2 separate regions of the Homo sapiens genome follow, and region 1 is linked to region 2. The links are chromatin loops, found by intact Hi-C in ENCODE. Cell type or tissue: endothelial cell of umbilical vein. All regions are shown on one strand. Links, peaks and the distances in the headings refer to the core of each region. The heading gives the core; the rest is flanking DNA. Region 1 overlaps FOXK1 (forkhead box K1). Region 2 has its middle 40 kb from the start of FOXK1.

The links. Hi-C counts contacts between places; a loop is a spot of excess contacts. Peaks named below come from ENCODE experiments on the same cell type or tissue, not always from the same donor. Only the 100,000 strongest peaks of a DNase experiment are listed, where the experiment ranks them.
Region 1: it touches region 2 in a loop (4-fold over the local background); 2 of 110 quality-filtered maps call a loop at or near these places.

What each region holds. Positions count from the first base shown.
Region 1 is chr7:4,706,020-4,708,519 of GRCh38, forward strand. All of the region lies in intron 1 of FOXK1 (forkhead box K1), which reads left to right. Among named protein-coding and RNA genes, the nearest start is that of FOXK1, 25 kb to the left of the region's middle. RefSeq lists enhancers at 77-718, 719-1,360, 1,361-2,002, 2,003-2,500. In endothelial cell of umbilical vein, for the core only: no CTCF peak of the experiment used is centred there; DNase peaks (open chromatin) are centred at 852, 1,082 and 1,532; H3K4me3 peaks cover 372 bases; H3K27ac peaks cover 2,500 bases.
Region 2 is chr7:4,637,791-4,646,679 of GRCh38, forward strand. No RefSeq gene overlaps it. Among named protein-coding and RNA genes, the nearest start is that of FOXK1, 40 kb to the right of the region's middle. RefSeq lists silencers at 1,115-1,164, 1,175-1,294, 3,830-4,029, 4,130-4,519. In endothelial cell of umbilical vein, for the core only: a CTCF peak has its summit at 4,400; a DNase peak (open chromatin) is centred at 4,101; H3K4me3 peaks cover 1,317 bases; H3K27ac peaks cover 819 bases.

The sequences.
Region 1 (2,500 bases), core at 1-2,500, 65 kb after region 2:
ATACGTGTATATACGTGTATATACGTGTATATATGTATATATATGTGTATATATGTATATATGCAATCCATGCTTATAGAAAATTGAAAAATACAGAAATGCGAGCAGGAGAAAAGCCACATAGAACTCTCCACAAAGGTAACAGCGAACGTCATTTCAGCGCGTTTTCCTCCTGTTTCCATTTAAAGAGATCTATAGCAGGGACTTGGCTGAAACCTTGTATTTGCATATTCACAACGGCTGCTGATCAGAATCACAACTGGTTAGGGGCTTAAATACTTAAAATAAAATACCCCTTTTCTGTGAATGATCTGTTTAAGTGGGTAAAGTGCTCTGGCACCCTAAGTTAGGAGTTTATATCTGTGACACTCCTTCCCTCCAGCTAAACAGCAAGGGGAGGTGGTCAGGGAAGTTCCAGGAATGCAGGCCTCTGGCCCTAGAGTGGGGTGGGGCTGTGGATGCTGACAGTTGGGGGCCCATCGGAGACAGTCCCAAGCAGCATGGCTGGGTGTCTGTGGTTCCCTCCTATCAAGAAGGAACCTCTCCACCCTTCCTCAATGTGGGCAGAATCCTGACACCCACCCCACCAGCTGGATGAGGTAATGCCAACAGTCACCAAAAAGCAAAATGTGATTTACAGTTCTGTCTGAATTGTTTTCGGAGTGCAGAAATGTAAAGGAGGTCTTCATCATCCTCGTGAAAGACACGTACAGGGTGAAACGTTCGAAAGCTATGTGAATGAGGCATGATTTCCTTTGTCAGTATCAGCCAGGTCATCGCTGACCCCGGAGTTGGGCTGACCTTCCTTGGCCGCCCGGATGCCGACCCCCAATGCCCCTGTAGCCTGGAACTGCTGGGTCGGCCTGTGCCTTCTCCCTCTCACCTCCCCCCGGGACTTCTGAGTTCCTTCTCCAAGGAGGGCTGTGCCCTAGACTTCCGGGCCACTTCCCTCTACCCTTGTGCAGGAAATAACTTACCTACTTCATGCCCTAATTGAATTCCATTGCATTTTCTTCTTAAAATAAAAGACTAAAAACTAACGGTTGCTTCCTGCCTTTGTCCGTAATGGCCACCTTCCAGTCTTAGAGAAGCAGCGATGTCTCCCCTCCGGGTTTCCCATGATGTTACGTTGCCCTCTTTGTTACCACCCCTGGTGCGGTGGACACAGACATTGCCCAAACACTAACGGAGAGGGAAGAGGTGCGGGGAGCTCAGGGCGTTCGGGGTGGTGTTCTGGTGGAGGGGACGCTGGTAAAGAGCAGGTCTGGCTCAGTGCTTATTTCAGGGAAAACTCTTGTGATGAATGGGCCATCCGGGATAAACAGATGGGACGGAGAGTGCAATTTACATAACAATTAAGCTAGTTTAGTACATCCGGCAATGCTGCTGAAAGCAGGCCTCTCCCTGGGCGGGCTTTCCGTGTTATTAATCTACTTTATGACCCAGTTTCCCCAAATGGATAATTTCGCCTTGGTAGTGTTAAGATGTATTTAGCGACTCAAGTATCTGCAGCAGCGAGAGGGTGGGTGTGGGAGTCGGTGAATTGTCTCTTACGCCTTCCTTTCCGGGTTTTCCTGGAGAAGGCTGCCTCACTGGGTCTTTGCAGTTGGCGTGTTCCCCGGTGCCATTCGTATCTGATTCATGCGTGTGCGACCAGTACTCCATTTCACTTTTTTTTTTTTTGAGACGGACTCTCTCTCCGTTGCCCAGGCTGGAGTGCAGTGGCACGATCGTGGCTCTCTGCAACCTCCGCCTCCTGGGTTCAAGCAATTCTCCTACCTCAGCCCCCCAAGTAGCTGGGATGATAGGGCCCGCCACCGTGTCCGGCTAATTTTTGTATTTTTAGTAGAGATGGGGTTTCACCATGTTGGCCAGGCTGGTCACGAACTCCTGCCCCAAGTGATCCACCCTCCTCAGCCTCCCAAAGTGCTGGGATTACACCCATGAGCCACTGCGCTCAGCCTGTTTTCACCTGTTTTCTGAAATCTGAGTAAATGTGGAGGGAGAGAGTGCCCTGGTGCTGGGGTACCGCCTAGTAACTGGTGGGGAGTGAACTGGAAGGATGAGACCAGTTCCTTTTCCCAGCCTGGAACCCGCCCCGCCCTCCAGGAGTGCTTGGAATGTGCTCTTTGAAGGGCCCGAGTCTTCCACCAAATAAAGGCTTTTTCAGATGCTGATTTTGGTGCTGATGCTGTGTGGCTTTGTTTGGGTTCAGTTTTTATCCTGGCTGGCAGAGAGGTCTCTAAAAATGAGTCCCCGATGCTTTGTAAACATGACCTAGTTGCCGCAGTGACCCCAGCCGCCCTTAGGAAAACTGGAAGCCCCCGTGGATCGGGATCCGGCCTCCTTCATCCAGGGCTGCTGGTCGGGGGAAGCTCACCCGAAGGTAAATCAGAGTGGATCTTGGGAAGAGACCACTTCCTTGGGAAAGGTTGATTAGGTTAAACTCTAACTTGACCTTCAGTTATCCAAAGTCTCTCTCCAGGGTTAGGGTGGAATT
Region 2 (8,889 bases), core at 3,176-5,675:
GCCTCTTTATTTTTATTCTTATTTCCCTTTAGTCTCCAACCTCCATTCTCACACCCAGTTATTGTGTTTCATTCTGACACTCTTTGCTATCCATTGCTATGGGCCTGTTTAGCAACTTTTAGAAATGAGATGTGAGGCCAGGCGTGGTGGCTCATTGCCTGTAATCCCAGCACTTTGGGAGGCCGAGGTGGGTGGATCACCTGGGTCAGGAGTTCGAGACCAGCCTGGCCAACGTGGTGAAACCCCATCTCTACTAAACACACACACACACACACACACACACACACACACACAAATTAGCTGGGCGTGGTGGTGTTCACCTGTAGTCCCAGCTACAAGGGAGGCTGAGGCGGGAGGATGGCTTAAACCCAGAATGCGGTTGCAGTGAGCTGAGATCATGCCACTGCACTCCAGCCTGGGCCACAGAGTGAGACTCTGTGCCCGCCAAAAAAAGAGAGAAGAAAAAAAGAAACGAGATGTGATATAAACAAACTTTTTTTTTTTGAGACAAGGTCTTGCTCTATCACCCACGCTGGAGTGCAGTCACCCAGGCTGGAGGTCCTAGCTCACTGCAGCCTCAAACCCCTGGGCTCAAGCAATCCTCCTACCTCAGCCTCCCAAAATGCTGAGATTACAGGCATGAGCCAGCGTGCCAGCCTCTGCCTTCTTCTTTACCTTAAAACTCCCCCTTGGCCAGGCGCAGTGGCTCACGCCTGTAATCCCAGCACTTTGGGAAGCCGAGGCAGGCAGATCACGAGGTCAGGAGATCGAGACCAGCCTGGCCAACACGGTGAAACCCTGTATCTACTAGAAATGCAAAAAATTATCGGGGCGTGGTGGCACGCGCCTATAGTCCCATCTACTCTGGAGGCTGAGGCAGGAGAATTGCTTGAACCCTGGAGGTGGAGGTTGCAGTGAGCCGAGATCGCGCCACTGCACTCCAGCATGGGCAACAGAGTAAGGCTTGGTCTCAAAAAAAAAAAAAAAAAAACTCCCCCTCACCCCTTACTCATGTGCTCCCACTACCTGGTCTGGTCTTTCTATTCCACCAAAATAGTCCTGGCCTCAGGGCTTTTTGCACTTGCTTTTCTCTGTCCCTGGAAAGTCCCTTTTGATCCCTCCCAATCTCCCCATTGCTATCTCCTTGTCAAAGAGGCCTCAGGTCAAAGGGCCACGCCAGAGAGTTCTTCAGGATCACCTGATCCAGATCATGGTATTTTCCTAACCACCAATGCTTACCGCCAACCACCTGATGGTTTTGTTTGTGTTTACTGACCACATCCTCTGCAGGAATATAAGGTCCACGAGAGGGGAGTCCTTACCCATTTTCATCACTTGCGTCTCCCCTGCTCCTTTTATAATGCTTGGCATCTACCAAGCAAGGATGCCTGTTTATGCTAAACGAGGGCTCTACCATTTGAGCTAGTTCCCCAGCTCGAAGGATGCACGTTTATGAAACGAACAAATACACCAGGGGGACATGCTCATGAGAAGATAAGAAGCAGCATTTCCACCAGAGAACATCAGAGCAGCCCTGAGGCAGGGTGTTTGAGGTCAGAAAGGCAGCCAGGTGGGGCCGGAGGGGTTCAAGATGATGACACGGGCAGGGGCGAGACCCATCGGGGAGCAGGGCTGAGCCTCTTGGATCACAGAGAGGATATGGCCACGGGACAGACAGAATGTGATCTGATCTGCACCGCGAGTGGTAAAATAGGCTTAGCATAGAATTTAAAAGCTTAACCTTTTTTTTAAATTTTTTTTGAGATGGAGTCTCGCTCTGTCGCCCAGGCTGGAGTACAGTGGCGCGATCTCGGCTCACTGCAACCTCCGCCTCTCGGGTTCACGCCATTCTCCTGCCTCAGCCTCCCGAGTAGCTGGGACTACAGGCACCTGCCACCACGCCCAGCTAATTTTTGTATTTTTAGTAGAAACGAGGTTTCATCATGTTGCCCAGGCTGGTCTCGAACTCCTGACCTCAGGTGATCCACCCTCCTTGGCCTCCCAAAGTGCTGGGATTACAGGCGTGAGCCACCGCACCCGGCCAAGCTTAACCATTTTCAAGCGTGCAGTTCAGGGGCATTAAGCACATCCACACTGTTGTGTGATCACCACCACCCATCTCCAGAACTCTTTCATCTTCCCAAACTCAAACTCTGTCCCTATCAAACACTCACACCCCTCTCCCTCAGCCCGCAGCCTCTGGTAAGCACCATTCTACTTTCTGTACCTATGAATCTGATGGCTCTAGGAACCCCATATAAGCAGAATCATGCGTGGTCTGTCCTTCTGTGTCTGGCTTATTTCACTCAGCACCATGTCCTCAAGGTTCATCCATGTTGAAGTGTGTGTCAGAATCTCCTTCCTTTTTAAAATTGTGATCATGCCTGTAATCCCAGCACTTTGGGAGGCCAAAGCAGGTGGATCACCTGAAGTCAGGAGTTCAAGACCAGCCTGGCCAAGATGGTGAAACCCTGTCTCTACTAAAAATACCAAAATTAGCCTCGCGTGGCCTGTAATCCAGCTCCTTGGGACGCTGAGACATGGGAATCGCTTGAACCCAGGGGGCAGAGGTTGCAGTGAGCTGAGATCAGGCCACTGCACTTCAGCCTGGGCAACACAGCGAAACTCTGTCTCAAAAAATAATAATAATAAAATAAAGTTGTGATAAAATATACAAAACATTAGGGTAGTGGGGGGGACTAGGAAAAGGGGATGGTTGCTGGGTACAAAAATATAGTTAGATACATAAGTAAGATCTAGAATTTTCTAGCACAGCAGGGTGACCACAGTCAGCACTAATTTGCTGTACATTTTAGAATAACCAAGAGAGTGCAATTGGAATGTTCATCACACAGAAATGATGAATGCTGGGGGTGATGGAAACCCCATTTACCCTAATGTAATTATAATACAAAGATCTCATGTGTCCCATAAATCTATACACCTACTATGTACCCATAAAAATTAACAATTAAAAATTTTTAAATTAAAAATATAGGTCAGGCAAGGTGGCTCACATCTGTAATCCCAAAACTTTGGGAGGCTAAGGTGAGAAGATCGCTTAAGCCCAGGTGTTCAAGACCAGCCTGGGCAACATAGCAAGACCTAATCTCTGCCAAAAATAGAAAAAAACATAGCCAGGCACGGTGGCTTACGCCTATAATCCCAGCACTTTGGGAGGCCGAGGCAGGCAGATCACCTGAGGTCAGAAGTTCGAGATTAGCCTGGCCAACATGGTGAAACCCCGTCTCTACTAAAAATACAAAAAAATTAGCTGGGCGTGTTAGTGCACGCCTGTAATCCTAGCTCCTCAGGAGGCTGAGGCAGGAGAATCGCTTGAACCCGTGAGGCAGAGGCTGCAGTCAGCCGAGATCGTACCACTGCACTCCAGCCTGGGCAACAAAGCAAGACTGCGTCTCAAAAAAGAAAAAAAAAATTAGCTGGGTGTGGTGATGCCTGCCTGTGGTCTCAGCTATTTGGGAGGCTGAGGTAGGAGGAACGCCTGAGTCCGGGAGGTGGAGACTGCAGTGAGCTGTAATGCCACCATTGCACTCCAGCCTGGGCAACAGAACAAGACCCTGTCTGAAAAATAAAAGTAAAAATTTTAAATTAGAGATATATAGATATACACAACATAAACTGCACTCCACCCATTTTAAGGCTAAATCGTACTGCATGGTATGCTCCTCCCTAGGACTGATGTGTCTCGAGGGGGCCTCTTAGCTGCTGGGTGCAGCTGCCCAAGGGGGCACTGCGGGGCCCGATGCCGCCCTCCATCCAGGTCACCACTGCACCTCCACGACCACCCACAGAGGCCCCACTTTGCAGGCGAGAGCCCGGGCTCAGAGGCCAGTGGCCGGCCTGCGCAAGGACACGCAGCAGGTGAACCCTCCGCAAGGCGAGGAGCAGGGCTGGGAAGGGCGAGGGCGCCTCTCCGCGCCCCTCCCCTGCCCGGCCACAGAGCCCGGCCCCGCCCCGGGCCCTGCTCGCGGCCCGCCCTGCGCCGCCACTGCGCAAGCGCAGGAGGAGCAGCGTGGCGCAACCTTAAGGCGCATGCGCGGCCGGCGCAGACTTGCGGAAGGCTCCGTTCCCCTCGCGTGAATCCGCCGATCCGGGCTTTGGGGCCCGCCGGGAGCTCTGTTTATAAACACACGGCGCGGCTGCCGGCGAGGGGTAACCCTAAGGGGAGTGGGGTCGGAGGTCAGAGGTCAGCGGGCGCGGGGTCGCCGGCTGTGAGACCGGCCCCGCCACCCTCGGGGACTGCTGGCTGCGCAGCGTGGCCAGCCGGACCGCCCTACTGCGCACCGGGGCTGCCGGGGCGCCACGTGGTGCGCACGTGGTCCGGCCCCGGCGCGGCAGCTCCCCTCCCCCACCACGCGAGCCTGGCCGCAGCGCCCGCTGGCGGCGCGGCGTTGCACATTGCGCGTGCGCACAACTCGCCGCGAGGCGCCTTCCGGTGGCGCGGCGGGGTCGGTTGCCTCCTCGCGACGGCTGCGCCGGGATGTTCCGGGGCGGTGGGGTCGCCTGCCCAATGTCGGGTGCGCGAGTGACGGGTGGAAGCTGGATTTGTGCGCGTTCTTCAATGCTCCAAAGGGAGGAGGGAGCCTCCGAGAGTCCACGTGGGGCCGGTGGGATTCGCAGGGTCCGTTTTCTAAACATTGGGTGTCCTCGAACCTGGGGGCGCGGGCTGTGTCCGCCCCCAGCAGGGATGACCATGCCTGGGTCAGTGGCTGCATAAATAAATAAACGAATGGGGAGGAAATTGATAAAATATTAAAAGAGTGTTGTTTCAGAGTTTTTACTATGTCACCTCTTACAGATTTATGAGAGTTTGTTGTTTTTTGGAGAAGAGGGGTCTCCCTATGTTACCCAGGCTGGTCTCAAACTCCTGGGCTCAATCCATCCGTCCGCCTCAGCCTCCTGAAGTGCTAGGATTACAGGCGTGAGCCATGGTGCCCGGCCTGTTGATGAGATTCTACGTGAAATATATTGGGCGTTACCTAAGCACTCAGTCAGTGGTAGTTCTTATAGTTGTTGCTTAAAAACAGAAAGAAATGTCATACCGTGTTCTAAAAGGATTTGAGAAAGGTTTGCAAAGACTAAAAAGCAAGTGGCAGGGAAAAATAACATACGCAAACTTCCTCCTGACTTTTTCTGCCATTTTATAGCAAAGGCTCAGAATTGCATTGCCATTGTCGGTTGTTTCGGTAAAATTAGTGTTCCTCAAGTTATCTACTCCAGGGACATTTTTTTTTTCTTGAGACAGGGTCTTACTCTGTTGCCCAGGCTCGAGTGCAGTGGCACAGCCATGACTCACTGCAGCCTCAGCCTCCGGGGTCAAGTGATTCTCCTGCTTCAGTCTCCCGAGTAGCCGGGATTACAGGCGCGAGCCTCCATGCCCAGCTAATTTTTGTATTAATGTACTTTATAGGAGACAGGGTTTTGCCATGTTACCCAGGCTGGTTTCGAACTCCTGGCTTCAAGTAATCCTCCCACCTTAGCCTCCCAAAGTGCTGAGATTACAGGCATGAGTCACCACACCCAGCTCAGCAATATCCTTTATTATTTTATTTTTTATTTTTGTAGAAACGAGTCTCACTGTATTGCGCAGGCTGGTTTCAAACGCCTGGCCTCAAGCAATCCTCCCACCTCAGCCTCCCAAAGTGCTCGGATTACAGGTCTGAGCCACCGCTGCCAGCGCATCTTAAATACAGTCATGCATCGCTTGGGAAAGGGGATACCTTCTGAGAAATACATTGTTAGGCAATTTCATCCTTGTGTGAACATCATAGTGTGTAATTCCACAAACCTGGATGGTACAGCCTGTTGCTCTTAAGCTACAAACCTTTAACAGCATGTTAATGTGCTGAATACTATGAGCAATTGTAACACAATGGTAAGTATTTACGTATCTAAACGTAGAAAAGAGAAGGTAGGCCGGGCGCGGTGGCTCACGCCTGTAATCCCAGCACTTTGGGAGGCCGAGGCTGGCGGATCACGAGGTCAGGAGATCGAGACCATCCTGGCTAACACGGTGAAACCCCCGTCTCTACTAAAAATACAAAAAAAATAGCCGGGCGTGGTGGCGGGCGCCTGTAGTCCCAGCTACTCGGGAGGCTGAGGCAGGAGAATGGCATGAACCCAGGAGGCGGAGCTTGCAGTGAGCTGAGATCACGCCACTGCACTCCAGCCTGGGCAACAGAGTGAGACTCCATCTCAAAAAAAAAAAACGTAAAGATATAGTATTATAATCTTACGGTATTATAATCTTAGAGGACCACTATCATATATGGCGTGGATGGTTGGCTTATTGCATGATTGTAAATACCTACTATGTGCCAGATACTGCTCTGGACTCTGAGGTGCCTGGGTAACCTCTATTTAGGTCAACGGAAAATCTAAACGTGGTTACATTATAAAGCAAAGCCAGGAAGTACATATCCTAATGGTCAGGCTGATGGTACATGTTTAACAATCGGCTTGGGAAGGACTGCATATATACACACACATTTATTATAAATGTTACTGGTATGAAGCGTGTGTATCGTATCAATTGCAAATAATGATAAAACACACAATGCTCTTTTTGTTTGTAAATTCCATAGTCAGTTGATTCTCAGAGAATGCTTTCCTTTAGCATTGCTGAACTCCCGTGTCCATAGCCAACCTGTGCTTGAAACTGAATTGTAATATGCAGGGTTGAGTTGCTACCCAACCCACCATTTTCCCAGTAAATAATGTTTGGTTTGGTGGGGTGGCTCATGCCTACAATCCCAGCACTTTGAGATTGTATGGGAAGCCAAGGCAGGAGGGTCACTTGAGCCCAGGAGTTTTTGTTGTTCTTGTTTTTGTTTGTTTGTTTGTTTTGAAACGGAGTTTCGCTCTTATTGCCCAGGCAGGAGTGCAGATGTGATCTCGGCACACCGCAACCTCTGCCTCTTGGATTCAAGCAATTCTCCTGCCTCAGCCTCCCAAGTGGCTGGGATTACAGGCATGCGCCACCACGCCCAGGTAATTTTGTATTTTTAGTAGAGAAGGGGTTTCTCCATGTTGGTCAGGCTGGTCTCAAACTCCCGACCTCAGGTGATCCTCCCGCCTCAGCCTCCCAAAGTGCTGGGATTACAGGCATGAGCCATCACACCCGGCCAAGCCCAGGAGTTTGAGACCAGCCTGGGCAACATAGCAAGATCCTGTCTCTACAAAAAATAAAACAATTGGCAAAGCATGGTAGCATGCACCTGTGGTCTCAGCTATTTGGGATGCTGAGGCTGAAGGATTGCTTGAGCCCAGGAGTTGGAGGCTGTGGTGAGCCATGATCACACCACTGTGCTTCATCCTGGGCAACAGTGAGACCCTGTCTCAAAAAAAAAAAAAAGTAAAATAAATGTAATGTTTGACAGGAGTGTTGATATTTTCACTTATATTAACAAGTAAGAAATGAAGCAAAACACATATAGATCCGAACTTTATTTGTTCCTCAATGATGTCAGCAACTTCTTTGCTGTATTGGAGCATGGTTTTCTATTACTGGGTGAATAGTTCCTCAACATTTTGTGCTATTCACAATATAATGGCTGCAGACATCACAGAATTTGAAGTTTAACCACATTGTTAATTTTCTGTATTACTTATGTCTAGGGTTTGGCAAATGGATTCTGCAGAGTCAGATGGTAAGTATTTTCCACTTTTCCAGACACGTACAGTCTTTGGCACAGTCTCTTTTGTTTTGCTTTGTTTTGTTTTAACCACCCTTTAACAATGTAAAAAAAAATTTTTTAGCTCAAGCAAGAGCCAGATTTTGCCTCCAAGCCCTGAATTGTAGCATTTTCAGATTTTCACAGTGTAAATATCTCTGCAATAGTTGTTGCAAGCTGCAAAGTGGAGTATCTGAACCAATGCGGAGTATCTGAACTTGGAGTTGGGAAGATAATTTCCAGTATACAGATGGAGTAGAGTAACCTTAAAAGCATAGATTACAGTAAAATAATTAGAACATGATAAGTGTTGAGACCCTTTCAATAGAATTTATTTCACTGCAAGTTTAATGTAGGGTAATTTTTTTTTTTTTTTTTTTGAGATGAAATCTCTCTCTGTTGCCCAGGCTGGAGTGCAGTGGCATGATCTCGGCTTATTGCAACCTCCACCTCCTGGGTTCAAGCAGTTCTCCTGCCTCAGCCTCCCTAGTAGCTGAGAGTACAGGCATGCACCACTATGCCTGGCTAATTTTTGTATTTTTGTAGAAATGAGGTTTTGCCATGTCACCCAGGCTGCTCGCAAACTCCTGAGCTCAAGTGATCCACCCGCCTCAGCCTCCCAAAGTGCTGAGATTACAAGTGTGAGCCACTGTGGCCAGCTTAATGTAATTTAATTTTTAATAATGACTGTGTTTAACAGCCAATTAACCGAAATCCTGAAAGTTCAACAATCGGCTCTCGTGAACAGCTCCAACTCAGCATTAGTCTTATCTGTAAGTGGAGATGGGCTTTGGGGATGGTAGACAGAGTTCCATTTCTTAGCATGGGTCACCCTTAGATACACCTGAAAGTGACCTCCCCCAAGGAGCCACACCCCTGTATCACCCCCTCCCTTGAGCGTGTGCAGGGCTTGTGATGGGCTTCTAACCAGTGGAACATGGCAGAGGGGGCAGGTGCCATTGCTCAGATCTGGTTATGTTATATGGAAGGGGCAAGGGGCTCCTATTCCCATCGCTCCCATGATCACATGACATTATAGGAGACCCCATCTTGGTCCACTGGAGACAGAGACGCTCCTGCTGGCCTTGCAGAAGCAAACAGCATGTTGTGAACAGTCCCTGGAGAGGACCCCATGGCAGGGGACTATGAGTAGCCTCCAGGACCTGAGGGTGGCCTCCAGCAGAAGGCCAGAAAG